Regions from separate parts of the Homo sapiens genome. Here region 2 is linked to region 1. A link is an interaction called in ENCODE POLR2A ChIA-PET data of the cell type or tissue named here. Cell type or tissue: MCF 10A. All regions are shown on one strand. Links, peaks and the distances in the headings refer to the core of each region. The heading gives the core; the rest is flanking DNA. Region 1 overlaps MAP3K20 (mitogen-activated protein kinase kinase kinase 20). Region 2 overlaps RAPGEF4 (Rap guanine nucleotide exchange factor 4).

What was found. ChIA-PET counts read pairs that join two places held together with the same protein. Peaks named below come from ENCODE experiments on the same cell type or tissue, not always from the same donor. Only the 100,000 strongest peaks of a DNase experiment are listed, where the experiment ranks them.
Region 2: POLR2A ChIA-PET joins it to region 1 with 7 read pairs; 3 of 35 experiments call an interaction of 5 or more read pairs at or near these places.

Annotation. Positions count from the first base shown.
Region 1 is chr2:173,176,284-173,193,237 of GRCh38, reverse strand. MAP3K20 (mitogen-activated protein kinase kinase kinase 20) reads right to left here. Exons shown (of 20, transcript NM_016653.3): 4 at 10,283-10,384; 5 at 5,615-5,680; 6 at 2,315-2,343; 7 at 2,061-2,198. Among named protein-coding and RNA genes, the nearest start is that of MAP3K20-AS1, 97 kb to the left of the region's middle. RefSeq lists an enhancer at 1,102-1,683. In MCF 10A, for the core only: no CTCF peak of the experiment used is centred there; DNase peaks (open chromatin) are centred at 5,147 and 8,717.
Region 2 is chr2:172,994,313-173,011,266 of GRCh38, reverse strand. It overlaps RAPGEF4 (Rap guanine nucleotide exchange factor 4), which reads right to left. Exons shown (of 31, transcript NM_007023.4): 16 at 14,713-14,801; 17 at 9,923-10,001. Among named protein-coding and RNA genes, the nearest start is that of MAP3K20, 73 kb to the left of the region's middle. In MCF 10A, for the core only: no CTCF peak of the experiment used is centred there; no DNase peak of the experiment used is centred there.

The DNA.
Region 1 (16,954 bases), core at 4,693-12,692:
AGTCTACAATAACTATAACCAACATACATATATACCTAACACCAACAAACATGTTTATATACATTTATATACACATGCACATTAAAGGAGTGGGAGCAGTGGGCTCCTGGTGAGCCACTCTGAACGGTCAAGCCACGTTCCTAAACCACGCTGCTCATCTTCCCAAGCCCTCTTGTTCCAGGGAGGTGCCCGCAACGATGGCCTGCTGCAGAATACAGAGTGGCTTTTTCATGTTTGATGGGTTGTAAGAAACAAAAAGCCAACTATGGCATCTATGAAGACTATGCAACAGAGACTGTAAGTGGCCCTCAAAGCCAAAAATATATATTATCTGGTCCTTTCTAGAAAAAGTTTGCTTGTTCCTATTTCAACAGGACAAAACGAGAGGCCGTTCCCAACAAGCAGGCTAAGAAAAATTTAAATTACTCTCAGGTGGTGTGTGCCTCAGTAAATAAACGTTTGGTTATAAATGAAGGAATGCACTTTCACAAGAGAAAACAATCTTACAAAGAGTCTTAAATTGCTACAAATACCCCATTTTCAGAATATCCCACAGATGAATGTATGATGGTTAGAATGTAGTAACATTTGACATAGGAGACCAGTTTTATAAGCTAGTCTCCTCTGAAACTTATGAGAAATATTTGATCACTGTAATAGCTTATAGTCTTCATTCTTAAGAAACCAGAATCAAGGGATATCAGGTATTGATTTTTTTTCTTTTTTTGGATATCAGGTATTAAGCCTGATGTTACTCTTGCCTTCTGACCTTTAAAATTCTAGCCTTCGGTCAAAAACATATTTCATTCTTGAAATGATTTTTTCAATAGCTAACAAAATTAATCTTTATTAATTTGGTATACATAGGATGTGTTATGATTTACAAAAAGCTAGTCACTGAAACAAGTCCAAAACCTGTGAAGCCAGCATTAAATACCTAGAGACCGAATAAAGAAAACAAAACAAAACAAAACAGGTCTGACAACGTGAATCTCCTCTTGTGTCATTGGCTACCACCTGCAGTAAGAAAACACAGAAGTTCAGGACGAAGAGACAGGCTGATTTGGACCTAAAACAGGCTGCTTCTTTACCCATTACTATGAAAATGCCCTTTTAGGAAGTAATAGTATAAACAGCAGGGCAGTATAATAGTATAAATAGCAGGGCAGTATGAGATGTAAAGACAGGGAATTCCAAAACTATTTTGGACTTTTTAAAGAATACGTAACATTTTAGGGAAAAGTTTATCCTCAACAAAAGGCAACAAATGAATTCCTTCCTCCAGCAAAGAACTCTCCCACTCCACTTCCTTCTCTCTGATAATGCAGGTATAACCTATTCCTCAGGAAATGGCCCATCTCCAAATTCCTCCTCCAGGAGCTTCTGCTCCTTAACGGATTCATTCCTGTGGTCTCTTCCTTGAGCACTCCACCCCCTCATTAGTCTATTCTCTATGTGGCTCTGCTGTGATTCTTATGTAATGCCTTAGAGTCACGCTTCAGATAGTCACTGCTACTCTAAGACTGGCAGCAGACATGGACAAGGTCATCTGGTAAGTGCTAAGTACATTTTCTTTTGGACTTTTAGAAACCGATGAATCAGTTTAATAGTTGAGACTCAAAAGTTTCCTGGTAATTAACTCGCTTGGCAGATCTATTGGTGATTTTATACTGTTTAAGCAATCCATTACAATGAAGTCCTGTTCCAAATGATCCACATTTCCATTGAAATTACAGAGAGAGTCCACAGTCACATTACCACCCTGCAAAAAATCATTCTCACAGGCAAAGCGGAGCCCAACACTATCTCGGATTCCATTTAATTTGTTTCTTGGAAGTGGTGTTGGTTTCTTCTCAACACAGGACAAAATAACTCCGATGATTAAAAATGATTAAACATTTTGGCAACTAGGAAGCGTTCTCCAATGGTGCTGCTTTAGGCATTCCACCAGCAGTACAGTCTCAAATAAAAATAAAACCATGTTAAACTGTATCTCTCTTCTTTTGAGTGTTTGCTTTTTGTATTTCCCTTAGTAAACAAGAAATGAGAAATGAACTCACCACACCATAGGAATATGTGTCACAAGTTTCTGACACAGGGAGACTCTGGATAACTTCTGGAGCCATCCATGGGAAAGTTCCAACCAAGGACATGTGTGTTGTATGGTTATGGAACCGAGAGGCACCAAAGTCACAGATCTGAGAAAACAGGAATCAGTGTCAACTTTCTACTTATTGGCTAATTAAGGGATTATCAGTTACAAAAATCTACATCTGAAATTAACAATTTTTTTAAGTAAAAGAAATAGTCCTACCTTCAATACTCCATCAGCAGCTATAACAACTAAAAAAAGAAAAAAGGATAAATTATGACAATCATCTAATTTGTTTGAGCTGTCTTCTACTGAAAAAAACCATAAACTTCTATTTCTGTCTTCAATATGGGATTATGAAAGGTGAAATCAATGTATTTACAGCATTGAGGATTTTGCAAAAGGGGGCTGACATTAAAACAAAAACTTAATTCCATTAGGTACTGATTAAAAAGGCTTCTGAGACACTTGTTTTATCCAAATGCAGTACTGTCCAGTAAGAAAGGCACAAATTAGTAGTAGTTAGGAGAACCAAATTTTTACCTGGGTTCTGCCCATGTACTGCCAATGTGATACTGAGGTAGTCATTAGCTTTACTACTTCATATTATATATATGGTTTCCTCCCAACTGAGTGATTTTTGTTAAAGGTGGAGAGAATATTCATTCATTCACTTGTTCATACATTCATTCATTTAATAAATATTTGCTGAGGCTACTGTGGGTAACGCCATGTATAATGCTGTGGAACAGGACTGTAAGCAAGTCTGCCACTGTCTTTGCTCTCAGGGGGTTTATATTCTTATCAGAGAGACAATTAAATAAACATCTACAACAAACTGGGATAGATTCCATGATGAGAGAAACAATACTATAGAGCCAAAGAACAATGATATCTGTGTCGAGGGCGGTCAGATGAAGTTTCCTGTAAGAAATGATGCTTATGCTAAAACCTGAAAAACACAGGAGTTAACCAGGAAGAGGAGAGCTGAGGGAGGAAAGTAGTTTCCTAGGCAGAAGAGAGAGCCTATGCAAAAACTCAGGAGCAGACAAAAAATGTATGGCAATTTTGGAAGGTAGGTGCCAGGTCAAGAAGAGAAAGAGAAAGCCAATGAACAATTTTATGTGGAGGGATGAAATGAGCAAAGGTGCAGAGGGGAGACTATGTCAGAGAAGAATAGACCTGGAGGCAAGGGCATCACTTGGCACTCAAGGTTTTGTGGTCCAGGAGACAGATGAGGACATCTGTACTAAGGCAGTGGCAAAGGACAGGAGAAAAGTTGACCGAGTCAAAAAATATTTAGGATGTAGGATCACCTAGGCTTAATGAATGGCTGGATATTGGGGGAGAAGGAAGCGAACTCAAGGATAAAATCAGATAAAGAAGCAATACAGATTAATGGTTAGAATAGGAGCTCTGGCTTTAAACTGTAACTACTATTTATCTCATTTCTGGCTTGGGCAAACAGTATTGCCACTCAGTAAAAGAAATGCAGGGATGATTTTTCGGGGTTAGGGAGAAAATGAAAAGATTAATTTGGACATAATATATTTTAGTGTCTTAAAAAATATCTATGTGGATGTGTCTAATCAGCAGATAGAAAAATAGTTTTGAAGTTGAGATCTGTTTTTGAGTGTTAATATGTAAATAGGGCTTTTATGGGAGTGCAAGACTCAGAGCATAAGAGGAGATGAGTCCAAGGATAAAGTTCTGAAGAACTGTTTCAGATGTTTCTTTTGTAAACCGTGCAGTGCCTTGAACATGATAGATGATCAATACTTACTAGTTACTGATGATTTTACCAAGGAGGGAAAATGATCTTTGTATGATCTAATATTTGAAAATAGCCTCAGGGTAAACCTGGTACTATAAGTAATAAGCTACAAACTTTTACAAATAGAAATGTAAATATTATTAATTTTATATTCAGCTTTCTCATTATAAGATTAACAAGTGCTCACTAGAAAAACTGCCATTATAAAAATACATAACATAGAAAGTGAAACTCTGGTTACCTTTCCAAGGGAAAAAGAATTGCTATAAGTTAGGTCTATATTCTTTCAATATCAGTGTATGTGTGTTCCTATTTAGTAACTATAATACATATAACTGTAACTTTTTAAAATGGGGACACTCTCCATTGTTATATAGTCTTCATAATGATAGCAGGGAAAAATCCATAATTTAGTTAATCATTCCTCTTTTGTAGAAGATTTAAGATATACTGAAGTCAAATAACATAGTTAAATTGAAATTCTGAGCATGAACTGAAAATTTACAAATTCATAAAACTCTGATCTTTTCTACTACAGCCTAGATTATTTCCTAATGACTTCCTGTTAGCTGACCATATATCAAAAGTGCTTAGTTCCAGGAAGCTTAAGTCTAAGAAGAACCAAAGAATACATGATAACCTAGAAGAGGAAAGGACAATCAGACAGGGTTAAATTGGTGGTCCAACCTGGACTACTGATAAGTGGCAGGTGCTGATAACTTCCCTCCCCGCCCCCATCCCTTCACCCCCTGCTAAACACACACACACTCACACACACAAACCTCACAGTCCTGAGGCACGTGCAAGGGTACCTGATCGATTCATTCCCTGGTTCTCTTCCACTACTTGTCATCACCACCCATTCTAAGGATCACACTATTAGCATATACTCGTTTTAATTAAAGATCTCCTAAAAATAGATAGTTCGCTTCCTCCTTACTGAGAAGGAGCATTTAGAAAGCATGTAAATAATTAATTGATTGGAGGGTATTCAGAAAAGTGGCAAACTCTGATGTTTACTTTAGCTAGTGCTATAATGCTACTGCCTTTCTCAGATAACTCTGAAGTGATGTAACAGAAGAAGCATTCTGTTACCACTCCTACTTGAAGGTAATGTCTAATCCTGCAAGTTATTTTAAAATGCTCACCCTCCAAATTATAAGATACAGGGCCATAAATAAGCTTTAGAAAGTACAGAAGAAGAGAAAGAAGAAAAAGAGAGCCTTTACTTTCCAAACTTCCAATCATGTGGCTCATTTCTGGGCACTACTCCAGGTAATACAGGCATGACTGGCATCAACAATTCACACCACGCAATTCAGATGCAACAAGAACAAAATTCAAAATTGATAGTGCACAAAGCCACCTAAAAATAGAAGACTAAAAATATATGACTGCATACTTTGACACAGCAGTATCTCTTTTAGAAAATGATTCTAGGGAAATAATTAGGGATGTCTTGAAAAATTTGGCTGAAATATTAAGCCCAACATTTCTTATCAGAGAAAAAATGTAAACAATTCAAATGTCCACATTCTGGGCTATATTTATACAGTGAAATACTATGCAGCTTCTTTAAATAATATTGAGATTTTTGTTATTTATTGACAGTAGAAAGGCTTCCATGGTATCAGCAGTGAGTCCAATAGTAGGTTACAAAAGATATGTAAAAGAATGATGCTCATTTCTACATGCAAGTGTATGTAATTTGTAATAAAATAGGTAAAATAAAAACATAACTACATTACCGTTTCTTGACTTGAGGTCTCTGTGAATCACCTTGACAGGAGCCTCCATATGTAAATAATGCATTCCTTTTCACACAAGAAGAAATAAAGGCCTATTAATATTTTTCAACATTACATCAGTATTACCTTTCATAGTTTTTCAAAGAACTCAAGAGCAGAAACTAATTCACATGTCTTATTCTTCCATGACTGATAAAATGAAAACAGAATATGTCTACATTAGTAACATGTATATGTGAAGTCAAATTTATAAGCTTTAATCTCTTAGAGGTTGGAATTTGACTGTGGGTAAATCTAGCTTCTTACAATACCTAATAAGGACACCTTAATTTTCTGCAGTCTGCATGAAAATAGCACAGTAACCACTGAAAGGAGGGCTCCACGACTAAGGTATTCCGCTACCAACTACCTTCTAAATCTGCCAAAGTTCTGAGTAAAATTTGTGGTTTTCATCTGGTTGTCTGCAGGTACCCAACTGCAGATTCTGATGTCCAGTTACCGAAGTTCTGGATGTCTATGGTTACCTGGCTGCAGCTTGGCTTTTTCTCAGTACCCATTCCAACAAGACCTGGGAGTGGATGTGGGGTAGTGGTGGGGAGAACTGGGAGGACTGATTAGTTACGGTTGGTAAATAATTTTATGATCTTCAGATAAAAAAGTATACAGTAGTTACAAAGTATTTCATTCCTTTTACAAGGATAAATCTTTGAGATAATCTGTATTTCAACATACTCCAAAATTCTTTCCATCATATTTATAGAGCTTTATTATTTTGAATATAAAATTATACTTTAAAGACACATTTTATGGTTACCACCTTAGTAGTTTTTGACTCTTTCTGTATTTACGTATTGTCTACCCCTTTAGAATAAAAAAAGGATGATTTTCTACTAAAATATATCCTCTTTATTTCTCAAGTTGTTTTTTCTAACTAATGGCAGAAATAGCCTCCCCCTCACCTCCAAATCAAATAGGCTTCTTTTTAAAATGAACAATGCATTGAAAATAATTTAATAAGAGGCTTAGGCTTTTTAAAGCATATAGAGAGGTTAATTTTTAAATCTTTATTCTTCTATTTTAATTATGATATATTGAAGAATCATGAAAGGACAAAGAAAATTTAAACTCTTGCCTTTTAATGATATCACTGAATGATATCACTGAAGAGTCAAGTTAACACAAGTATTAGTAATTATGTGATCTTAAATAAGATGTAACTGGGATAAAGGAAATTTCTCTTCTGATAAGAAGTTCTACATCCCTCAAACTGCAAAAATTCAATAGTTACAACTTGGGTAGCATTTAATAATCTATATGACTGGATTTCATAGTTACCTCTCTCTTGCTTTAGAATCAAATTCCTGAATAATTTTTCAGGTAGAATCTGTATAATTACTATTACTGGTAGAGATAGTTTCTACACTTGCTGACAAGTAAGGATTTCAAAAAACAAGACTCAAATACAAAAGCTTTAAATATAGGCACTTTCCTTCCTCATGGAAGATTATAAGAAAAAAGTACCATAAAGTATTAGTGTACGATGCATAGTATACATTTAAATAATATTTCATATAAACAATAGTCATCACACACACATAAAATTCTATTTAATGTTTTTGTAGATCCATCTATAATTCTGCCTTATATTTATTGCAAACAATTAAGAAGGCTGAAAAATACTTTCATCAGGTGTACATTCAGGGTTTCCTTAAAAAAAGAATTGGCAGGTGTAACTGAGGAGACTTTTGGGGAGAACTGGAATGAGTGGTGACCATTTTGAAACTGGATTGGAGTTTATCTGCTTTAATTGTTCCTTTTAAGCATTGCTGATTAGCTTGCAGCAATTTCAGATATACTTGCTGGTCCACCCTCCATTATCCTCACATCTAGAAAGAAGAGAATCTTTTTTGTGAGAAGATATTGTCTCAACAGCAATGATGCTGAGCAATGCCTATTTTAAAATGCATGAATCAACCTTTGCTTAAAATATTCATTCTCTGATTTCTCAACATATCATTGCTCCAGTGGATTCAATCATAGGTTAAACTGAAAGGTACATAGCTGAATTTGAAACAGAATCAACAAAAATCAAGGCTTCCTACTTAATCTCTTAAATTCTTAAGTTCTACACCCAGCTTATCAGAGAAAGCTGAAGTCATTCCTAAAGCCTTGATTTTTTTTTTTTAATGGGCCATCTTAAAGGATTTTTAAATGTTAAGTATTACTTGCGTCCATAAACATACAAGCCTCTTCTCTGCCTCACTCTTCTCACCTGAGGTCAAACACATTAGCCAGACAGGCAAAAGGGATTTTATTAATCTGCAGTTTTGGACACCATCAGTGGGTCCAATCCCATTCTCTCCTTCCCTTTTTTTATTTTTTTGAGACAGAGTCTCACTCGGTCGCCCAGGCTGGAGTGCAATGGCCCAATCTTGGCTCACCGCAACCTCCGCCTCCCAGGTTCAAGTGATTCTCCTGCCTTAGCCTCCTGAGTAGCTGGGATTACAGGCATGCGCCACCACGCCTGGCTAAATTTGTATTTTTAGTAGAAACAGGGTTTCTCCATGTTGGTCAGGCTGGTTTTGAACTCCTGGCCTCAGGTGATCCACCTTCCTCGGCTTCCCAAAGTGCTAGGATTATAGGCGTGAGCCACCGTGCCTGGCCTCTCCTTCCTTATTTTTAACTCTGGTACCAGTTTGCTACCTAATTTTTTTTTTTTTTCTAGACTGAGTCTCACTCTGGCTGGAGTGCAGTGGCTTGATGTTGGCTCACTGCAAACCTCTGGGGTTTGAGCGATTCTCTTGCCTCAGCCTCCCAAGGAGCTGGGACTATAGGCGAGTAGTGCACCACCACGCCCAGCTAATTTTTTGTATTTTTAGTAGAGACAGGGTTTCGCCTTGTTGGCCAGGCTGATCTCAAATTCCTGGCCTCAAGTGATCCACCCGCCTGGGACTCCCAAAGTGCTGGGATTATAGGCATGAGCCACTGCACCAGGCCCAGTTTGCTACCTAATTCGATTCCTTCTCTTCCTTGCCCTTCTGATGCAGAGCACTAGCACTCTTGAGAAAACACCAAGAATGACTCAGCTGATGTGGAGCCAAGAGACTTATCCCTCAGTCGGGATGATGTGGCATGTGGTTAAGGGGGTGCAGGGAGAAGAGTTTCCCAGGCTGGGAATCAGGGATGCTTAAGTAGAGCACAGCAGGAAGCAGAGTGACTGATGTTAGCTGTTTTGTTTGCTGTCTATCTATTCTAAGTGCCAATAAAGTAATAACATGGGTGTAACTGGCTGAGCACCCTAAATGCAAACGTGTGTAAGGTGATGTGCTGTAAGTTAAGTACTACCTATATATGCATTTACATTATTTAAGGGTATTTCCACAATGCTCAGGCAGCCTCCAATAAAGGCACATCACCTTGCTTACAGAGAGCTGGTCCTTGTGTTCTACTGACATACAGAGAAGTCACTATGATATTACATGAAAATATCTTTAAGAATATGAAAGTTTAAGCATGATTTGAGATGCCCGATGCATCAATACACAATTAAGCAAATTAACATAAAGTCTCAGGTACACCACCCTAAACACAGAGCTTATTATTTTTATAATGTAATGAGGCATCATTCAGCAGCAGCATCTAGCATGAAACTCAAAAAAAATTTTTTTTCACTTTCCCTATTTGAAGAATTTGGTAGGTGTTGATGAAACTTAAAATAGACAATTCCCCAAAGGAAAGACTGCTACTTTTGGAAGTCACACAGTGAAATCAACGTATGAGTTGCTCCCCTTACTGAGTGCTAAATCACATTATATTTGCTTTGTAAAGAGATGCTTGTAGAGAATGGAGTAGTAAAATGTAGAGGAGTTAATTGCCCCAGGAAAATTCAGACACACTTTGTAGGGGTTGCTAGAATACAAATATAACTATCGGTGTTCATTATTTAGATGAAGTTGTTTCCAAAGCAACTCTGACAGTTATAAATAAAGCCCAGAAATGTTCAGTTAGGAAAATGGAAAAAAAAAAGATAAAAATAAATGAAGTTTGAATTGCTTTAGAAAGCATTCATCTATGCAAGAATGTATGAGAAAAAAGACTGGGCACTTTGTTTAGGGGTTTGGTGTATTAAAAATATTTAATTCCAACAGCGATGCCTAAGTAAGTTTACATTAAATGTAAAATAAAATCTGAATTGCTTTTACATGGCAGGACAAATAAAAATTTTTTTTGCAAGTGGTTTCTATTTTTAGCATATTATGTATACAAAATGAGTAGAACTAATCCTACAATAAATCATGTTTTCTGGATACTGAGTCTAAGTAGAGACTTTCAGAACAACAGAACTATGATTTTTCCATTTAATGTGTCAAGCAAGCTAGTCAATTATAATATCACAAAACATGACAAACATGTCTGCCCTGAAGCTACAACTAGATTTCGTGGATAGAAATAAAGTAGAGTCTTAAGAGGAAGATAAAAGGAATTCAGGAGTGGAAAGGCAATGACCTAAAATATTATCTGTACCATCAGCTGTGGAATTCTTACTACTTTTGGTCTGGAAAAAGAACATCTAAAGACAGAATAAAACATTTTCTGATGTTAAGTCCCCATTTCAGGAGGGGAAAATGCACCCCACTAATTCTATAAGAATATACCAAATATTATTACCTTTGGCTACATCAGTGGCCCAGGTCATAATGTGATCCATATCCATCTCCTCACTTCTGTTACTGTTAATGTAATCATAGAGTGATCCCAGAGAAGCATATTCTATTTTAAAAGGAAAGATAAGCATATAATTAAAATCAAGATACATTTCAGAAATAAGACTTTATATTTTCATTGAGAAAATACATTAAAGAATTTAACAAAAGACATCAAAAATATATAAAAAATTGTTCCATGGTGTGGTTTCTAAAAGTTAATGTCATCCAGAAAAATATCTGTCAAACAAAAGACAGTAACTTACAATGAATAGTAAACTTCAGTTGAGAATCAAAAGCCATTTAGCTGGAACTGAGAAACCCAAAGAGGTGTTGGAAGAATAAATTTGAAACAAAGGTATGTATATAAATAGGTATTTCTTTAAAAGTTGTTATTCTTATGAGATAGATATTAAATGCATAAATCAGACAGCTTAATGACAGTGTAAACAAATCAATTGTTGTCACATAAGGACTTAGAAGAGCTCTCAAAATTTAAGCACAGAAGGTCAAAAAAGTGAGAAAAATCCTTTAAAAATGAAGTATAAATTACATACCACAAACTCACCTGCAATAAGTATATTATTGGATGATTTTTAGTAAGTTCATAAAGTTGGGCAACCACCACCACAATCCAGTCTTAGAACCTTTCCATCACTACAAATAGTTCTCTTGTGCCAGTTTGCAGTTAATCATCACTCTCACACCAGCCCTACAATCTGCTTTTTCTCTCTACCAGTGTGCCTTTTCTGGATAGTTCATATAAACAGAATCATACAAATTGTTCCTTGTGTCTGACATCATTCCCTTAGCATAATGTCTTTATTTCTTTGTTTCTTTCTGGAGTCAGGGTCTCGTTCTTTTGCCCAGGTTGGAGTGCAGTGGTGTGATCACAGCTTACTGCAGCCTTGATCTCGGCTCACTGTGGCCTCCACCTCCCAGGCTCAAGCAATCCTCCCACCTCAGCCTCCCAAGTAGCTGGGACTACAGGCACATACCACCATGCTGAGGCTGATTTTTTTTTTTTTTTTTTTGGTAGAGATGAGGTCTTGCTGTGTTGCTTAGGGTAATCTCAAACTCCTGAGCTCAAGCAATCCCACCTGTCTCAGCCTCCCAAAGTGCTGGGATTACAGGCTTGAGCCACTGCGCCTGGCCGCATAATGTTTTCAAAGTTCACTCAAGTGGTAAGCATATAAGAAGACTTCAATTCTGTTTTATTGCCGAATACTATTCTGTTGTATGGATATACTACATTTGGTTTATTCAGTCCCCAGTTGATAGATATTTGGATTGTTCCCAGTTTTTGGCTATTACGAATAATGCTCCTATGAACATTTGTGTACATGTCTATGTGTGTAAATATGTTAATTTTTCTTGGGTAGATTTCAGGGACTGATATTGCAGGTCCATATGGTAAGTTTATGTCTAACTTTTAAAGAAACTATCAATCTGTTTTCCAAAGAGGCTCTACCATTTTATATTCCTGCCAGCAACGTATGAGGGTTTCAGTTTCTCCACATCCTCACCAACATTTGATATTGTCTTTTTTTTTTTCTGAGAAAGGGGTCTTGCTATGGTGCCTTGGCTAGTCTCAAACTTCAAACTCCTGTTGTCAAACAGTCCTTCCCTGCCATCCTCTGCCTCACAAGTAGCTGGGATTACAGGTGCATGTGACTGTGCCCAGCAGTATTGTCTGTTTTTTTGATTATGGCCATTGTAGCGGGTATAACACTAGTGGTATCTCACAGTGCTTTTAATTTGCATTTCCCTAGTGACTAACAAAGTTGGGCATCTTTTTATGTGCCTATTAGCCCCTTTTATATATTCTTAAGCAAAATATCTATTCAAATCTTTTGTCCACTTTTACACTGGGTTGTTTTATTGAGTTCTAATAATTTTTTTTAGTTCTAGATACAAGTCCTTTGTCATATATATGATTTGCAAATATTTTTTCCCAGTTTGTCATTTGTCTTTTCATTCTCTTAAGATCATGTTTCAAAGAGCAGAAATTGTTAATTTTTATAAATTCCAATTTCTCAATTTTTCTATTATGGCTGTGCTTTTGGTATCATTTCTAAGAACTCTTTGCTTAACCCCAAAGCATGAAGATTTTCTATTTTTCTTTTGAGAGTTTATAGTTTAACCCTTATACTTAGGCTTATGATCCATTTTGAGTTCATTTCATTTTTATGTATGGTCTGAGGTGTGGCTCTAATTTTTTTTTTTGGCATATGGATTTATTTTTGAGACAAGGTCTCACTCTGTTGCCCAGGCTTGAGTGCAGTGGCACACTCTTGGCTCCCTGCAGCCTCAACCTCCTGGGTTTAAGCAATCCTCCCACCTCAGCCTTTCTAGTAGCTGGGACTACAGGTGCACATCACCACGCTGGCTAATTTTTATTTGTATTTTTTGTACAGATGGGATTTTGTCATGTTGCTCAGGCTGGTCTTGAACTCCTGGGCTCAAGCGATCCTCTCACCTCAGCCTTCTACAGTGCTGGAATTACAGGTGTGAGCCACCACACCCGGCCCTGGCATATCAATTTCTAATTGTCTCAGCAATCAAAGGCTGTCTTGGCATCTTTGTTGAAAATCCATTGCCAATCAATGTGAGGCTTTTTCCCTAGAATTTTAATTGTGTTCCTTTGGTCTATATCCCTGTAGATATTGTGCCAATATTGTATTATGTTGATTACTACAGATTTATAAGTTTTGAAATGAGGCAGTCTAAGTCCTCAAAGTTAGTTCTTTCTCAAAATTGGTTTGGCTATTTCTAGGTCTTTTGCATTACCACGTAAATTTTAGGATTGGCTTGTTAATTTCTAAAAAAAAGTCTGCTGGGATTTGGATAGGAATTGTGTGGAATTTATAGATCATTTTGGGGAGAACTGCCCTCTTGACAACACTGAATCTTCTAAACCATAAATATGTAAATGTCTATTTGTTTAGATCTTTAATTTTCTCAGCAATTTTTGTACTTTTCATTGTACAAGTCTTATACTTATTTTGTTAAATTTATACCCAACTATTTTATTCTTTTTGATGCTACTGTAAATGGAATTCTTTCTTAATTTAATTTTTAGGTTGTTCACTCTCAGTATATAGAAATACAATAGATTTTTAAATGCTGATCTTGCATCCTGTGACCCTTCTAAACATGTTTGTTAGTTTTAGTAGCTTTTGTGTGTGTGTGTGTGTGTGTGTGTGTGTGTGTGTGCGCATTCCTTAGGATTTTCTACCTATAGGTTGTCAGATAAGATAGTTTTATTTCTTCCTTTCCAATCTGGATGCCTATTACTTCTTTTTCTTGCCTGATCACACTGGCTAAAACCTTCAGTACAATGTTGAATAGATGTCAGAGTAGAACTTCTTTGCCTTGTTCCCAGTCTTGGGGAGAAAACATTCAGCTTTTCACCGTGGAATAAGATATTAGCTGTGGGTTTTTGTAGATGCTCTTTATCAGGTTGGAAAAATTCCCTTTTATTCCTAGTCTGTTGAGATTTCTTTTTTTAAACTTTTTTTTTTTTTTTGAGATGGAGTCTCACTCTGTCACCCAGGCTGGAGTGCAGTGGTGCAAACTCGACTCACTGCAAGCTCCGCCTCCAGGTTCACACCATTCTCCTGCCTCAGCCTCCTGAGAAGCTGGGACTATAGGCACCTGCCACCATGCCCAGCTAATTTTTTGTGTTTTTAGTAGAGACGGGGTTTCACTGTGTCAGCCAGGATGGTCTCAATCTCCTGACCTTGTGATCCGCCCACCTCGGCCTCCCAAAGTGCTGGGATTACAGGTGTGAGCCACTGTGCCTGGCCGATATTTCTTATTGTCAGTGAGTGTTGTCTGTCAAATGCTTTTTCTGAATCTTGAAATGATCATATAGGGTTTTTATCTTCTATGATTTTATTGTTTATTATGGTACCTTACATTGACTGATTTCAGATGTTAAGCCAACCTTCCATTTCTGGGATAAATTCTAATTGGAATTTATAATCTTCTTTATGGGTGGCTGGATTCAGTATGCTAATATGATTAAGAATTTTTACATCTATATTCATGAAGAATATTGGTCTGTCGCTTTCTTATGTCTCTGTATGACTTTGGTATCAGAATAATACTGCTTGTTCATATAGAATATTGGCATCTATTTTCTGAAAGAGTATGGGAAGAATTGATGTTATCTCTTCTATAAACATTTTATAGAATTCACCAGTGAAATCATCTTGGCCTGGGATTTTCTTTATGGAAATATTTAAAATTACTAATTCAATTATTATTATTTTTTGAAACAGTCTTGCTCTTTTGCCCAGGCTGGAGTGCAGTTGCATGATCTTAGCTCACAGCAACCTCCGCCTCCTGGGTTCAAGCAATTCTCATGCCTCAGCCTCCTGAGTAGCTGGGACTATAGGGGTGTGCCACCATGCCTGGCTAATTTTTGTATTTTTAGTAGAGATGGGGTTTCGCTATGATGGCCAGGCTGGTCTCGAACTCCTGGCCTCAAGTGATCTGCCTGCCTTGGCCTCCGCAAGTGCTAAGATTACAGGCTGGAGCCACTGCGCCCAGCCTAATTCAATTTTTAAATTATAGGTCTATTCAGATCTTCTGTTTTGATAATTTGTATCTTTTTAAGACAATTGTTCACTGCATCTAAATTATCTAATTTATTGGCATAAAGACTGTCATAACATTTCTTTATAATCCTTATAAACTTCTGCAGGAGCCATAGCACTGCTCTTTCTTTCATTCCTGATTTTGCTAATCTTTATCTTCTCTTTTTTCTTGATCAATCTAGTTAAAGGCTTGTCAAATTTATTAATCTTTTCAAAGACTAAACTTTTAGTCTAGTCTTTAGATTAATAAATCCTTTAGTCTTTGGAAAGATTAACAAATCTAATAAACTGATTTTTGCTATTGCTTTTCTGTTTTCTGTTTTATTGAGCTCTGTTCTAATCTTTATTATTTCCTTTCATTGACTCACTTTGGTTTTAATTGGTCCTTCTTTCTGTAGTTTCTTCAGGTTGAGGCTCAGGTTATCCACTTCAGATTTTCTTCTTTTTGATATAGGTGTTGAAAGCTATACATTTCCTTCTAAATACTGCCTTATCTGCATTCTATAATTTTAATATTCTATAATTTTGATATGTTACATTTTCATTTTCTTTCACTCCAAAATATTTTAAAATCTACTTTGATTTCTGGACGGGTGTGGTGGCTCACGCCTGTAATCCCAACACTTTGGGAGGCTGAGGCAGGTGGATCACCTGAGGTCAGGAGTTCCAAACCAGCCTGGCCAACATGGTGAAACCCCATCTTTACTAAAAATACAAAAAATTAGCCGGGCATGGTGGCTACTCGGGAGGCCGAGGCAGGAGAATCGCTTGAACCTGGGAGGTGGAGGTTGCAGTGAGCCGAGATGATGGCGCCACTACACTCCAGCCTGGGTGACAGAATGAGACTTCATCTCAAAAAAAAAAAAAAAAAAATCTATTGTGATTTCTTCTTTGACCCAGTAGGTATTTAGCTGTGTGTTGCCTAATTTCCAAAATTTGGGAATTTTCCAGATTTCCTTTTGTTGTTAATTTCAATTTTAATTGCATTGTGATTAGAAAACACATTGTATGGTATCAGTCCTCTTAGATGAACTGAGATTTATTTTATGGCCTCCCTTATGACGTATTCTGGAGAATGTTCCATGTGTACTTGAAAAAATATGTATTCTTTACATGTGAGTTAGGTAGAGTTGGCTGAGAGTGTTCTTCAAGTCTTCTATATCCCATTTTATTTTCTGTCTAGCTGTTCTATCAATTATTGAGAGTGGAATACTGAAATCAGTTACTGGTGAATTGCCTATTTCTCCTTTTAATTCAGTTAGTTTTGCTTCACATACTTTGAGACCTGTTTTAGGTGTGTATACATTTCCAATTGCTATGTCTTTCTGATGTCTTGATCCTTTTATCATTTTGAAATGGTTCTATTTATCTCAAGTAATATTTCTTATCTTTGCTGTATTTTGTCTGAAATTTAATATAGTTACTCCAGCTCTCTGGTGCTTACTGTCTGCATGGCATATCTTTTTCTATCTTCTTACTTTTAACCTATTTGTATCTTTGAATCTACGATATGTCTCTTGTAGAGAGTACATAATTGGATCTGGTTATTTTTTAATCTGATCTGACAATCTCTGCCTTTTGATTGAAGTGTTTAGAACATCTACATATAATGTGATTATTGATACAGCTGGGTTTAAATTTGCCATGTTTTCTTCATGTCCCCTGTCCTTCTTAGTCTCCTGTTCCGCCTTTATTGTCCTCTTTTGCAATAAAAAATTTTAATCTATCATTTAAATCCTTGATTGATTTTTATTATATTTATCGAATGACTTTCTTAGCAGTAGTTCAAGGGATCATAAAATGTATCTTAATTTAGCACAGTCTACCTCAGTTTAATACTAATCTAATTACAATAAAATATAGAAGATTTTCTCCAATATAACTCCATTCCCTCCCTTATCCTTTATGCTATTGTTGTGATATATTAATATATCTACATACATTTTAAAGTTAACAAAAGTGAACAAAAACGTATTGCTTTATACAATGTTATGTTTTTATTTTTATTCATCATTATCTTTATTTTAAAGGTA
Region 2 (16,954 bases), core at 3,570-11,569, 180 kb after region 1:
AAATTATTAAGAATAAATGCATCTGGAAAGCAAAAAGCCTAATGGGAAAGAGATTCCGTGTGTGTGTGTGTGTGTGTGTGTGTGTGTGTGTGTGTGCGCGCGCGCGCTGAAGTTCCAAGGTTCCCGCAGCTGATTCAGCATGTTTAGTCACCAGGGCTGAGCACCCCTTGTCTTTGATGAAGAACCCCACAGCCTCTAGGGAGATAGAATTGACCAAATCCGGAGGGACTGGGAAAGGCTTTCTCCCTTTTCTCACGAAAGTTCAGTATTTTTACCCCTGGGAAAATAAAAGGAAGCGCTGACTTATTTCACAAAGTCTCATTTGTCCCCTCATGGATGTTTATTTACTAAAGTGAGGGTGGGGGTGATACTTCTTTTATAGCTGAATCCAGGCATTGCTAAAGGATTCTGCTCCTCCAGAGGCAACACATAGGGTTCCCCTTCTGAAATGTCTGTTGAATCAGGTTCTTAAGAAACACAGAGAGAACTTTGTATACAATTGATTATACCTGAAATGGTTACAGATCAGATGCTGATGTTTCTATTCATTCCCATAACAATCTCCCCAGGCTTTTAGAAAGTTTGTAATTTTTAGCTTTTATTTAACTCCTACAAAAAAGGTAGGAAGGGGGAAAAACTATATTCCCTTCAGGTAGCAGCCAAGGAATAAAGAATATCCTACTAGTTCCCTTGTCTCAATATGATGTCAAAAGTGCAATCTAAAAAGAGTAACATTTCAAATACAGCATGTTCATAAATTCAGACACATCAGGAAGGTTGAAGAAGCCGTCTCTGGCTAAAATTGGAATAATGCATGATCAAGAAGTGCTTTTATTGAATAAGGCCATGACTCATGATATGACAGTTGGGTCCAGGAAAGAAGCAATATGGCTGCCTGAACTCATAGGGAAAGAGATGCAGAAAGACAACATGGTTCCTATATCTCATAAAGTTCTAGTTTTTTAAAAGTCTGTAAGGCAATCTAAAATTACTTACTGAATTAGTATTTTAAACACCATTAAGGAAAGGCCATATAATTTAAGTGGCCAAACTTATCACTGACACATTTGAGTTGATTTCAGGTAAGTCATGGAATCACAGGATCTCTGTTTCAAGAGCCCTTTGATTACATTTCCTTCAACTCCATCACCTTAGAGGTAAGAAAACTGAGGCAGAATGAGTTTAAGTGATTTTTCCAAATTTATCAAAGGAATTCTTGGAACTAGAACTCAGTTCTCTTATTTTCCTCCCCAGTACTCTTTTTACCTATGTTGTTGTGTTTTGTCTGATGTTAACATTACTTTCTTTATGCAAACATAGATTATACAGCAGAGTCAGATGACTTCAAAGTTTGTTGGGAAATAGGAAAATCCATCTGAGATGTAGAAATTGATCCCCCAAATCCTGATAACAAAGCACATGCAGAAAATCAAGAGTTAACTATTACAGCCTTCATAATCTGATAGAGAGGCACAGAAATCGTTAATACCTGAACGAGATCCCATCTGCTATAGTTTAATACCTGTCAATTAGGAAAGCAGGGGCTCACTGCGACTGAGCAGACACTGTTAAATCTGATCATTCAAATTCCAACTTGAAGTTTTGCTTACACAGTTGAGTATCTCTTTTCCCAAAGGCTTGGGACCAGAAGTGGTTTTGGATTTCAGATTTTTTTTTTGGATTTTGGAATGTTTGCATTATACCTACTGGTATGAGAGCTAAAAAAACTTCGAATTTTGGAGCATTTTGGATTTTGGATTTTCAGATTAGGAATACTTAAACTGTAATAAAGTATTTCTCACCATCTGGAAGCATTAAATCAAAATCCTTAACAGAAGGAACGAGGTCGTAAACTCACTGTTAATTCCTGCACTTTCTAGCTAAAGACTGGGCACACAAAAGCCTTCAATATTTTTTAATCAACTGATTACAGATAATTTATTTGCACTGTTTGGAATGCTGTATCTAATGCACTTTTCTAAAAAAACAAAAAACCTTTAAAAATATCACAGCTATTTAAGAGCCTTTAATTAAGTTACCCGGAATCCCATCTTGTCAAGATGTCAAATACAGATCAGAGGTACATTCTAAATAAATTCATAAAGAATTTAATTGTAAAACATCTGGTACATCTTTTAAATAGAATCTTTCAGTTATTGGGTATTTAATCTACAGGATGACAAACTTTCAGAGTGACTAAATCTTCTCGGAACTGAACCACCTCCTTCAGCATTGTGTACATGTGACTGAGAGCAGATTGGATCTGTTTGCAGTGAGGCTTTAGGGCTGAGAATCAGAAGAGGTGAAGGCCACAGTGTAGGCTACAGTTTTTCTACCCTGCCAACATCAGGCTTAATATTCCATTGAGTCATTTTCCTCATGCCGGCTCTGCCGTTCAAACACTGTAATTATTTCATATATTTTTACCTAGTTATTATCTTACTCACCACAGGCACCTGTAATTTTTCTGTACTTTTTTTTAACTGCTCATTTACTTATTCTTAATTCAGCTAATAATGGTTCCATGTATTAAAATTATCATGGGGAAAGTAAGTGAAAACCTCCCAGGATGTAGAGGCAGCAGATTCATTACAGCCTACAACAGGGAATAAAATATTATGTATACTTTTTGCAGTAAGTACATGCTAATTATGCAGCTATTTATAAAACACTTAACAACATTCAAACTGATACTCTTCAATGTTGTTGTTTTTTAAAACCCTGCTTTGCATACAAGATCTCTGCTTGCAGCTGAAAACAAACTTTGGGGGTCATCTGCCCACTGACAAGACAAAGCTTTTGTATATTCTTTATAACATGCCATATTCCTCTCCTGATGGTATAATAATAACAGCAACATATATATGGGACTTTAAGGTTTATAACGTATGTTCACACACATAACCTCATTTGATTTTCACAACAACCTGGTAAAGTGGGTAGGGCAAGTATAATGTATTAGTCCATTCTCACACTGCTGTAAAGAACTGCTCAACTCTAGGATAATTTATAAAGGAAAGAGTTCCACAGGGCTGGGGAGGCCTCAGGAAACTTACAATCATGGTGGAAGGGGAACCATCATGTCCTTCACATGGCACCAAGAAGGAGAAGTGCCAAGTGAAGGTGGGAAATGCCCCTTATAAAACCATCAGATCTCATGAGAACTCACTCACTATCACGAGAACAGCATGGGGGGGCCACACCCGATCTAATCACCTCCCACACAGTTCTGCCCCCAACACATGGGGATTAAAATTCAGATTACAATTCGAGATGAGATTTGGGTGGGGACATAGAGCCAGACCGTATCATATAATTACCCCTATTTTACAGAAGGGGCTTGGAGAGGTTAAGCATAATTGCTGAGTAATATAGCTTATAGGACACAGGTCTTAAACACAGGTCTTTTTACTTCAGAGCTTTTGCTTTTTTTTACTATAATCTGGGCTTCTTGTCTTTGTGGAGCAGCCTGACATTCTGACCACTGCGTCTATTTCTTCCTTCATATGGCATGTTCATAAAATGCAAGTTCTGAAATTACACTACTTAGGTCCCATCCTGGCTTCCCTACTTATATAAAAACTGTATGATCTTTGGTAAGTTAATTGACCATTTAGAGCCTTGGTTTCCTCATCAGTAAACTTCATAAGATTGCTGTCAAGGATGAAATGAGATAATACAGGTAAAACATGTATCTGAAACATATTAAGTATTCAGTAAATCTTAGCCACCAATGTTATTACTGATTCTTCTCTGGAAGTCATTTAAAATATTTTCAATGGACTGTTGTGGAATTTTTCATAAGACCTGGCATTTCTGGGTTTAAGTCTGTGATGTTACTCCTATCCACACAGGCTGCTCCTTTGTTTGTGTGTACCTACTAACTTTGAGCTCATAGGAGCGCCTTCTGTACCATCAATTTCTTTACATATCTCCCATTTTCTTGCTCAGAATATTTTTCCCACTGATTTTCAGAATCCTCTGTGTTTTTAGAAGTCTCTAGTTCCTGGCTATTCTCCTTTTAAGTCTCAAGCCAAGGGCTTGTACTCATAGCACAGCAGTTAGGACGTGCCCTAATGCAATACACTGCTTGGGTTCAAATCTTGTTCTAACATTTACTAGCTAGGTAGCTAGGGGCCAATTACCTAGCTGCTCAAGCTCACTTTCCCTATTGTGAAAAACAAGACTAAAAGAGTACATAGTGTTGATATGAGGCCGAGAACATGTATATGAAATATTTTTTAGCATATCTGATGACAGTCATTTTTTTCCCAAAAAGCATATCATGTTCATAACATCACCAAACAAAGTCTTCCTCATGGAAACAAACTCAAATTGCATATCTGCAGAAGCAAATTCCTCTGACGGTGACATATGGATCAAACACTTTTCAGAATCAGATGGGGACTATGATGACAAAATCTGGTTTCAACAAAATTTAAGTTGAAAGTTTTTCTTAGAAATCTAAAAAATGTTCCTAAAAACTTGGCTTCATTTAAAGAATATGAACCTGCTGCTATTATGTGAATCTTTCATCAAAAAGAAAAGCAGATTTTGATAAATGTTCCACTTATAAAACCCAAGTCAACTTATAAAGAGAACATCTCCAGATCAATTTCACAAAGATTTTTATGACAGGGACCCTAATTTTTCAGTGAGGGAAGCTGTTGTGTTTGCTTCTATACAGGGATGAAACACAGAAAAGGTGGATTTAGCTAAAACTTAGTGGCAAATCCATGTTCTATATTTTTTTCTTCTTAATTCAAGAAACTAAACTCATTATTTCCAGGCCAAAAGCACAAAATTTGTGTTGAATACTAAGCTAAAGAAAATTAGTATACTAACAAAAAAAACTGTCCAAAATTATTGCTTTTTAAAATTTCTGTAAGTTTAAATATCAGCCATTCATACTTAAGATTCTTTTAGCTGCAGTAAGAATCTGTCCTAAACAACAAACACCTACATTCATTGACATAAAAAGATAATCTATTGGCAGAGTAAGCTTCAGGACCAGTCAAATGCTAATGATGTTATCACAGACCCCTGTTTTTCCTGTCTCCTCATTTCAGCTTTATCTTGGGGTTCATTCCCATCATGGTTGTAAGATAGCTGCTGCTGGCAATTGGAGTTATAGGCTTCCTGTTTTTTTCTCCTAAATGTTAAAAAGGTTTTCACCCAAAAGCCCAGGAAGCCTCTCTTTGAATTCCATTGGCCCAGTCTAGCTAGAGTCTGGCGTTGCAGAACCAGTCTTTGGCAAGTGAGGCTAATTACTACGAGTGGCTAGAATACCGAGTAATAAGGCATGAATGTTGGCAAATCAACCACAATGTCCATTACATCAGTGCTACACGGACTTCCTCCAAATGTCTACCAGTATATGCAGGATCTCGGGCAGTTATTAGACCTCCCTGTACCTTGATTTCTCCTATATGTGAAATGAAATAAATACCAGGCATGGTGGCTCATGCCTGTAATCCCAGCACTTTGGGAGGCCAAGGCAGGCAGATCACGAGGTCAAGAGGTCGAGGCCATCCTGGCCAACATGGTGAAACTCCATCTCTACTAAAAATAAAAAAATTAGCTGGGTGTGGTGGTGCGTGCCTGTAGTTCCAGCTACTCGGGAGGCTGAGGCAGGAGAATTGCTTGAACCCAGGAGGCGGAGGTTGCAGTGAGCCAAGATTGCGATACTACACTCCAGCCTGGTGACAGAGCAAGACTCTGTCTCAAAAAAAAAAAAAAAAAAAAACACAAAACAACAACAACAACAACAAAAATAATATACCAGACTTTTTTGCTTTACATTTGGAGAACTGGTGTTGGAAAGATAAAGTAAATAATGTGAAAATACTCTGAATCAAAGAGAGTTATTAAAATTCAAAATAGTATTGACTTCGTTGTGATCACTTACTAAACTGAAGGCCAGCCTGGAGTTGTACAAACAAGAATATGGCAGAGTTTAATCACAAAGCACTAAATTGAGACAATAGGAGAGTAATTTGGGAATACACATCAGAAGCATTAACATACTACATATTCTTTGCCTATTTTTAGGAATTTAAAGTGTGTACATTTTCATATACATGAGCAAAGATTTAGCTGGAAGGATGCTGATTCACTCCATTGTGTTTGTTATAGCAAAAAAAAAAGAAAAAAACCGTGGAAATAATCTAAATATCCAATAGGTAGAGGCTGAGAAAATAATTATGACATATCTATTAATATAATAGTCATTAAAAATGATAATGTGTCTTTCTCACATATCTTTGCCCCCTTGTTGCCCAGTACTCTATGTGACACATTTCCAGTAGTCAGTAAATGTTTATGGAAACATCTAGAAGAAAAAAAAGATGATGCAGTTTTATCTATATATATATTAGTTTGGAAAGATATTCACAATATACCACCAAGTGAAAAACAGCATATTACCAAAAAGCACATGTAACATTATTTAATTTATATAAAATCTTATGAACATAAAAATGTATATATAAATTCTAAAATTTTAAAAACAAATTTATTAATGGTGGTGAGATGCCAGGTGAACTTTGCTCTCTTCTCCTTTTGTGGTAATTAAAATTTTTTGTAATGAGAATGTTTTATTTTTAAGGATGACAACTATCTATATTTAGAAAAATGGCATAGAAAAATAATGACATAAAAAGATAGTCACAAAATATTGCTTAATTAAAAGGTATACAAAATTATTTACAGTATGATCTCATTCTTACATTTAAAAACATATATCTATATGTATAGAAAAAAAGACTGGAAGGATATACACAAAATGGTTAGCAATAGTACACCTGAGAGGTTATAGGGTTATATACAGGTGGTTTTAATTTTCTTTTGAAGACTAAAGGAAAATTGAACTCAATTTTAAATGCAGATTTAAAAAAGGATTAAAGAACCTGGAGATGAAAAGTATAGAAATTGAACAAATATGATTTTCAAACTCATTATAAAGTACTTGTATTCATCGGGTCAAATCATGTCCAAACTGTGTCTAATGAATAGAGAGTCTCTCTCATTAGCACATAAAAGGCCTGATATATTAATGTTCAGCAGAGTTCTACTATCTTTCTCCATGGTAAAAGCAAAACTGGAAGAGACACACAATGTGGATTAAGAACAGAAATACGTGTCAGTAGCTCAGGGCTCAAATCTTTTCTCTGCTAGTAATTACCTTTCTCTGAGCAATTCATAAGTTTTCATTATTCTAGTTTATTGATTTAGAAAAATAGCAGTAAAAATACTGACTTCTTCATAGGGCTGCTATGAAAAGTTCCAGATGTTAAGCACTTTAAAAATACTCCACTAAAGCAACTGACTAATGAAACATAGTTAAGTATTTTACTATCCCTAATATCCCACGTTAAAAACATAGGGGTTAAACCACTTGTTCAAGTTTGCATTATACATCCCTGTTGCTTGCAGGTGTTCTGTTAAGCAGTTTATGATGCAATATAGTGTCTTGAAATGTTCTTAAACTCTAATTAAAGGTTACAGAATCATTAAAATTTAAACAAGCTTTCAAATAAATAAGTTGTGAAGAGAGAGAGAGAAAAAAAAAAGGCAAACTCCAGGTTTGGAATCATCTGGAGAACTCAGCTATTTGCCCTGGGCAAGCCACTCCTTTTTTGTTTTTTTGTGGGGGCTGGGGGTAACTTCAGGACCCTGATTTGTAACACAAAGCTAATACTAACCCAATAGAATCCTGCCAGGATAGAGTGGTATAATATTGGTCAATGCTCTTAGCATGCACCTGACACAGACAGAGCTGATTCAAAATAGAACAGTGAAGAGAATCTAAGTTCCCACAGGGCCAGATATGAGCCAGGTGGTCTGAGGGACCTAGATAATACAGATTATACCCAGTCACCCTGGATTCCCCCGTCTACAGACAAAAGAAGTCAGATTTGACGTCACAGCTCTTCCACGCCTGTTTGCTTTCTTGCCTTCCCCTCTCCCTGCCCGCCAGTATCATTTTTCCCCCTCCTCCCTACCTGGGCATGGAACGGACCTTCTCTCCAGAGCGCTATTTTAAAAAGAGAAGTTAGTGATTTGAATGTTCTCAGTCAACCCTTGAAGGGGAACAAGCTAATACACGAAGAAGTTAGAATCTGAAAAAAAAAAAGACAAGCGCAGTGTTTGGGGCTTGGACTTGTAAAGATGCCGGGCCTTGGCCCGCTGAACTCGCTGACTCGCCCTTGAGTTTTGTTTGCCTTAGGCTTATCTGCTAAAAAAAACCAAGTCTAAACTCAATGGTGGATTTTATTTTTCCTTCCAGCAAATCTCAAAGGTCTATAATGATTAGTGCGTATGGAGTTAAAAGAGCACAGACATCCTGAATTTGTTCATTTTACTCGAGAAAAATTGAGTATGTGCCAGAAAAAATATATAATGTATGTAAGTCTCATTAAGCCATCATTACTCGGTAAAACAGTTTCCAGGCAAATAAACACACAAATCTCCCTCTTGAAGCTGCCTCTGAGTTGCACCTTCAACTCAAATCTCCTGTCCTCATACATTGTTTACTTCAAAGAGAATTATGAGTGAACAAGAAAATGAGAATCAGGTAGGGTAATTATAATCTTGAATGAGGAAAACATGCCAACATTCACTGAATTCCTAAAAAAAAAAAAAAAGAAAGAATAAAAGAGTCATTCTCCTTCAATATATTTAACTGCTCAAAAGGGCCAAAGTGATTTGGGGTCTAAATTTTTGTTGTTCTAAAAATAAAACAAAATCTTAGAATATACTTTCACATGCTCCCAAAATTGAGTGTGAAGCTTATTAATAATACCCACTTCTTTTATTCCACTCCCATTTTCTGAGAATGTTTGCTCTGTGCTACATACCAGCATCAACTGGGCCATTCCAAACACTGTTGAAAAGCTGTCCCAAATAAACTTGGCCTTCAAGCTATAGAGAGGAATTGTCACTGGAGTTTCAAATTTTGGGTCTTTAAGTCAGTAAGATGATAATAAAAAGTAGTAACAAAGAAAGAAATTTTGGTATCTAGAGGAGAGGATAGACGAGGATGAATGGGAAAAGAAAGTTATCCTACAGTGATAACTTGTATTTATCTCAGCAGCTTAGCAATTTAATACCATAGCTCGGAGGAGGAACACAAGCCGACCACAGTCCACCCTGCCAGGGAACAGTCTGTCTCTGAGGTTAGGGAACCATTCCTGCTAATACTCCCAGGTTCTTCTCCATAACCCTTTCTAGCCTGCCTCCCAGGCAATGGATTTTTTTTTTTTTTTTTTTTTTGCCAGCATCACCTTCCTGTGGTAAGCTGGTTCACACTTCTCTGCACAGATAATGGTACAGTTTGGATGTTTGTCCCTGCCCATATCTCATGTTGAAATGTAATCCTCAATGCTGGAGGTGGGCCTGGTGGGAGGTGTTTGGTTCATGGGGGTGGACCCCTCGTGTCTTGGTGCTGTCCTTGAGATAGTGAATTCTCATGAGATCTGGTCGTTTAAAAGTGTTTGCCACCTCCCCCACCTCGCTCCTGCTCCCCCTTCACCTTCAGCCACAATTGTAACTTCCCCAAGTCCTCCCCAGAAACAGAGGCTGGCACGATACTTCCTAGCAGAACTGCCAGTCAATTAAACCTCTTTTCTTATAAATTACCCAGCCTCGGGTATTTCTTTATAGCAATGAAAGAATGGCCCAATACAGGTAACAAGGAGGAAATCCTTAAACATGGCACAGCAGACCTCTGCCAGGCAGAGCTAGAGTCTGTACAGGGGAAAACTGTGGGAAATGTGGGAAAACACATTTCAGTGTGATGAGGGTGGAATGCACAACTCTGCCTGGGCCATGACTTACCTGCAGAAGATGAGATAAGAATGGCCCTCGATAGGGGGGGTTGTCTTCGAGGGAATAGGGACTTACAATCACAATAAAAGGATATTGGGCCACCAGTGCCGGGCAAAGCTGGGTATTTGGCATAAAAACACAGTGCATCATAATAAAGTCATTTAAAACAGAATCTGGAAGGGGAAAAAAACAGAAAAGGAAATTAGGTTCTTGTGGAAATCTTTAGGAAAGCAAGAGTATCCATTCACTTGTTCTTAGTCATTGGTTCTAACACATTGGTTTGGGGCATGAGTTTACTTTACATGGAAGCACTTCATATAAATAATGGTGTTGACAGAGATTGAGATGAAAATCAGTTTCTTATGACAATGGACAAAAAGTATAATATTTTAAAGAGAGACAGCCTTGTACAAACGGCACTGGGTACCTTAGCCACCAAAGATTTTAAAATCTGTGTACTTAAAGGGTCACATGTGGGCAGTACCATACATGCAGAACGAAGACATGGTCGTTTCTTTGTCTATACCGTATTTGTTTTTTCAAAATCCTTTCTCTTTTATGTCTTTTTCACCTCCTATTTCCAAAAGAAGCAATGAAAGGTAGGAGGACAATAGAATTACAGAATCAGGACGTGGTAAGAGCAGAGAATTGGTGAGGGGAGAAAGAAGCAGCAAAAAAAAAAAAAAAAGAAAGAAAGAAAAGAAAGAAAGAAAACAAGATTAAGGCTGTGAGCAGCAACTAGAGCAAAACAAAGGCTAACAAAACAGAAGCTGGTGGATTCAAATGGTGACTGTCCTATATGTGAAACTATTTTGTAGGTAAGGAAGCAGGGGGTTGGCAAGGGAAGTAAGGCAGGTCCCCCAAATAAGCTTCATTTACTTCATCATTGAATTTGATGCTGGTTCTTCATTGCAGACAACATGCCCTGGCTAGCCAGATGGGAAAGCTCATGAAGGCAAACCTAAAAACCTCAGGACTATGCCCATCAGAACTTGGAACCCAAGATGCCATGACATTTCCCGGGAAAACATGAAATACACTGTCTGAGATTGTGACGCTCATCTTAAATGGAAAATGGTGAGAAATACGTACATTTTAATGCTATAAATTAGATTGCCAAATGTTGTCCATGTTTTTAATGAAATTTTATTGGTGAAGTCTGAGTCAGTTACTAAAGGTTTAACCATTATACATAGTCATTTAAATATAACTGATGAGTGTAATACCAAGCTGTCACAACTCAATGTCACCAGGTCTTCAGTCCCGTTATACTGAGCCAGAGAAGAAGCAGAGAAGGTGTCAGACAGAGGCTGCAAGAAAATATTTTTTTTAATGTACCAAAGGATTTTGGCTTGCCTGAGCTTAACATCTAGCACCATCTTGATATGTTTTATATATTCTTGAGAACAGAGTAGGTAATACTTGCTTATATGCACCCAGGAGGCTGTAATATCCAGTAGTTTAAAGTTTGCTAAAGCAGAGACTTGACTTGGGTGCTCCAAGGCTGGGGAGGGAGTCAGTTAACATGGCCAACCACTCAGCTCACATTTCAGTGTGGCTTTCCGGCTCTCTCCTCACATGTAGCAACTCTTCTGTCTGGCACCTTCTCTGCTTCTCAGTATAATGAGACTGAAGGTGACTGGTGACACTGAGTGATGACAGCTTGGGATTACACTCATCACTTATATTTAAATGAGAATCATGGTTAAACATTTAGTCACTGATTCAGACTTTGCCAATGTAAGTTCATCAAAAACATGAACACTGGAAATCTAATTTATAGGTTAAAATTTGCTTAAGAACTAATTTAAAACATCACTTCCTACTAGAAGATGATTTACCAAGTCACTCCATGACTAATGCTGGTTTTAAAAGTAAAAATATAAGAACTAATAGGTCTCAGGTAGAAAACAGATTTTTGGTAAATTAAGAGAGTGTAATGTCAAATTCAGCAGTGTGCATTTTTATGATGTAAACAACTTTCACGGTAACTCTGACCTTTCTTACTGTACTGTAAATCTATAACTGCCAAAGGTCTCCTACTCTGGTATATCCACAAATTTCGTGGACCTACCCTAGGATTATTTAGTGTCCAGGACAGGAGGGAGGCACATTTGTATTTCTGATTTATGAGAAAGATACTGGTTTGTTCTTTATCTCCAAGGCATAAACATTACTTGTAGGAAAAAAATATCAGGAAAAACTGCAGGAAATGAAGTTCAATATTAAATTATGATGTTAGCCTAGTCTCTACCATCAAAAATGGAAGGGTCAAGAATCACATCCCACACGCCAGCCTTAGAATACACTGATTTCTAGGCTTTAATTTTTTTGATGAAGAAGAAATAATCAGGCTACTCTTGGCACACTGCCCATGGGTTAGCCCTGCTCTGCAAGGAACAGTAATTAAAAAAACAAAACTAAACAAAAGAAGCAGAAGCAGCAGCAATAATCCAATCTCCATCTCTTTTAGAGGTGACTTGAAAGGAAGGCTATACTTGCCCTTCATGGGTGGTAAAGATCTTATAGCTCATTCCTTAGATGCCACAGTCTCTAATGTACCAGAATATATATTTTTTTGAGTCAATATATACCTTAGGTAAGATGCTGATTCTTGCATTATGCAATCACACATTCTGGGCAAACAGTTAATCAGAGGGAAAAAATCAGCTGCATTTTTTCCTGACCCATGGTCCTGGAAATTTGGTTTATTTGAGGTTACATATGGCTCTTGGTAGCTATCCTCACATAACCGGTTCTTCAACAGTTTCTCTATACTAAATATGGAGTAACTTTTCTCCAGCATAGTTCTTATCATGTTCTTCTTGCTCAGACATCTTCAACCACTTCCCAGTGCTTGGCTCTACCTTTTTGTTGTTGTTGTGCAAGCTGGAGTGCAGTGGCATGATCATAGCTCACTGTAGCCTCAAACTCCTGGGCTCCAGTGATCCTCCCGCCTTGGCCCCCAAAGTGCTGGGATTACAGGCATGAGCCACTGCACCCAGCCGGCTTTACATTTAAGACTCTCTAAGATCTATACCCCAATTCTTAAACCTTTCCTTCGTTTTCCAACTTACGTATACAATAGTCCAGTAAAAATCCGACCACTCACTCTTCCCTGTCTATTTCTAGGTCAGTGCTAATATTATCCCTTAGTATGGATGGCTTTGTCCCTATCTCTAATTACTGGTTACCAGCCTCCTTCAGGGCCACTCTATATTTTCCATGATACTTTTCTAGATCCCTCACCTAGTCAGTGTCCCTGAAGCACTAACCACATTCTGCCTTATATTCAAGTTATGTGCACATTCCTTTATGTCTTCTAACAGATTATAAGCTTCCTGAAGGCAGGAGAATGATTCCTTGTTCACATTGCCTAGTCCAAAGCATCTAGCTTAGTGTCTGCCCAACAAGATACTCAACAAATATTGACCTGAGAATAATTGGCCTGGAGCCAGTGATCCTGACGATTATATCTACTATACCCTAATTAATTTGCTACATAAAAAACCTCAGGTAATCTATGTATAAAATGAGAAACTGGAATGAGAAGATAAAATAAGAATTCAGTGGTAAAATACCTTTAGGAGGTATATAATAATAATAATGATATCTTCAACTTGAATATATAGCAAAGGTCAATTATGGAAATGGATTTTGAACTAAGTTTTTGAGATAAATCTCTGAACTTCTTTTAGTGAGAAAGGCTCTTCTATGGAGCTCAATGTGCTTAAAATATTAACCCACAACATTATTCTGAGAGACAGGCAGTAGCATAGGATTAAAAAAAAAACACGTTGCGTGTGGGCTGTTGCAAAGTCATATACAAGATGGTAACCAAAGTGGAACACAATTTTATAACTCTGAACACTTAGTTCACTGGTGAGATTTGTTTTATTCACCCTAGAATTTCTGTGTCTTAGGTAACAAGACTGACTCACTGTAAGCAGATGTTATGTGTTGAATTGTATCCCCCCAAAAAGATATGTTGAAGAACTAACCTCCAGTATCTCAGAATATAATCGTCTTTGGAAATAGGGTCTTTGCAGATGTGGTCAAGTTAAGGTGAGGTCCTTAATGAGGGCCTTAATCCAATATGACTGCCATCCTTATAAAAAGGGGTAACCTTGGACCCAGAGACAGACAGGCACAGAGGGAAGGCTATGTGAAGAGTCACAGGGAGAATGCTGTGTGAACATGAGGGCAGAGATCCGGATGATGCATCTACAAGCCAAAGGATGCCAAAGATAGCCTGCAAACCACAGGAGGCTAGGAGAGAGGCATGGAACAGATTCTCCTTCACAGCCTTCAAAAGGAACCAACCCAAATATCACCTTCAGCTAGGATTTCTAGCCTCTAGAACTGTAAGACAATATAATTTTGTTGCTTGAGCTACCCAGTTGGTGGTAGTTCATTAGGGCAGCCCTAGCAAACGAATGGTGGCATTTAGTTATATTCTAGAGCAGCTGGACTCTACAACAACTGCAGAGAGAAGTATCTTACTCCCAACTGGAGCAAGGCTGTACCTTTTATGTAGGCAGCTTCAAATCCTTCGTGGGAATAGGTAGGATGTATGATAAACCCAATAGATGCCTATAGAAGGTGGGATTTGAATAACTTAAGAGAGAGATGCCTAGGGAAGATGAGGCATAGTATGTAGAAATGAGGCTGAGTCATTTCTAGAGAACAGTCAGGATTGGGGAGGGAAGACGACAGTCAGAAGGACTGTTCCCAGTCAGGTCACACAGAGATGCTTTTCAAATATCAATACACAGAATCCCCTTCCCAAACTGCTTTCGCTATACACACTGCAAATGAATTCAGGACTTTTAAACAATGCTATGCATGGATTTAATGGACATGCAAACGGTTCTATGTGTATACCTGTTGCTTCATTTAAAGTTGCCTCAAGGCGTATTGTTTCTAGAAAATGCTCTAAAATTTTTTCAGGTGTTCCTGACATCACAGTATACCTGGATAAGAAACAAAAATGCCATTAATTTTTCAAAAGTGGGCAAATCATTAAAAAAACTTTTACTTATCTAAGTTTTTTTTTTTTTTAATTTGAGATCCCAGGGAACCATATACCTTTCATGGTAAGAGAGACCACACACTTTGTCAAAGTCACACAAGAAGACAAAACAAACAAACAGAAAACCCACAAAGTGAAGTCGTTACTACAAACACTGTTCTTTTTTCCCTATATGGAAATAAGGTAAACTTCTTGAAGAGCAGCTTTAGCAGGCTGGGAACTGAGAAACTTCAGTCTTTTTTCCAAAGGAGAATAAAAAGGAACATGTAAAACCCAGGGCAGTTCAGGTCAGGCAGGGGGAGCTGGTGAGGGGAAGTGAGAGTAAGCTAGGTTATCCATATATGGGTTACTCATAGCAAAACTTCTTCCCACACTGGATTCCCCCGCCTATTTCTGGAATGCTCTGTCTTTCCCAACTGTACACTGGTATGTGCTTTGGAAATTCAGCTAATAATAAAACGAGAGAAAGCAAACAAAACCCCATAACACTGATGAGCAAACAAACAAACCCCAGTAGATCATGAATGGGAAATAAATCAGCAGTAGAAAATCCTTATAATTTATTTCAATGCCAGATATAAATTACTGGGGGTTATATTAGACATTATTTCAGAAGATCTTTCCATGGTGTTCTTCAATTAACACAGGAGGATTTATTTTTTAAGTTGCATGTGAACTGTTTCAAAATCATACTCAAGACAGTGACAAAACACTACTATGTGGGAGCTGTAGACAAAATACATTCAGATGATCTGAGTGCTTCTCTTCCAAAACTCAGGCTTTGCTTTTCTGCTTGGAATTTCACTTAAAAATAACAGGCAAGTAGGGGCCAGGCGCAGTGGCTCACGTCTGTAATCCTAGCACTTTGGGAGGCCGAGGCGGGCGGATTGCCTGAGCTCAGAAGTTCGCAACCAGCCTGGGCAACACGGTGAAGCCCCGTCTCTACTAAAATACAAAAAATTAGCTGGGCGTGGTGGCACATGCCTGTAGTCCCAGCTAGTTAGGAGGCTGAGGCAGGAGAATTGCTTGAACCCGGGAGGCGGAGGCTGCAGTGAGCGGAGATCACACCACTGCACTCCTGCCTGGGTGACAGCAAGACTCCATCTCAAAATACAAACACACACACACACACACACACACACACACACACACACACACACAAACAGGCAAGTAAAAACAACAATGAAAATAAAATTGTCTAATGTTCAGAAAGCAGTGAGAATTCAGCTCTGGTTTCCTTGCCTGTTTGAGACTTTTGAGGTGTGTTGAGATCCCAAGAGTAACTCTTAACATATTGTTAAATCTCAGGATCTTAACCCATGGCCTGAGGGAGTGATGTGCAGACATTTTAACATATGTGCATGTGAAAATGGTGAGGGGAGCACCTCTGGTATTGAATGAGGTGGCCAATGCAGTCTATCTGGAAGGCAGCTGTTAGCTAAAACTATAGTGCGCGCACAAGACCAAAAGGAAGCTAAACAGTTAAGTCTTTGAGGAAACCTGGCTTTGGAGCCTAGAGGAGGAGAGAAGGGGAATAGAAAAAAAAAATAGTCTACTTTCATCTCAAAAGTCTGACCCCTTTCTCAAAAGAGATAAGGTAGAAGACAATGGTTTTTCCTCTTGTGGGCAATGCATATTTGAGGAAAGAAGAGGGCATATTTATAAATGACTTTCGATATTGAAATAGAGAATATTGCTCAATTAATTCAGTAATTCCTGAAATATATGATTCTTTGATAGCACTCACCAGATGAGCTGGAAGAAGAGTAGCGTTGGCCACATTAATCAGGAAACGGGGTTAGAGAGAGCAACATCTGTCGAATGTTTACTATGCCCTAGACAGCTAGGTGGGCACTGAATAAGGTCGTCCTGTTTACTCCTGCTAGTTAAATATTATCTTCATTCTGCAGATGGAGAGACCGCTCAGGACGGGGAGGCATCATGCCTCAGGTCACAGAGTTAGTAAATGGGAGACCTCTGACATGAGCCAGGTGTGTCTGGCTTCAGAGAACAAGCATGAGTTTCATGGCACTTTTCTGCTTGTACAGCAAGACGCTCCACATGGAGACCAGGTCTAGCTACCTGGAGCTTTTT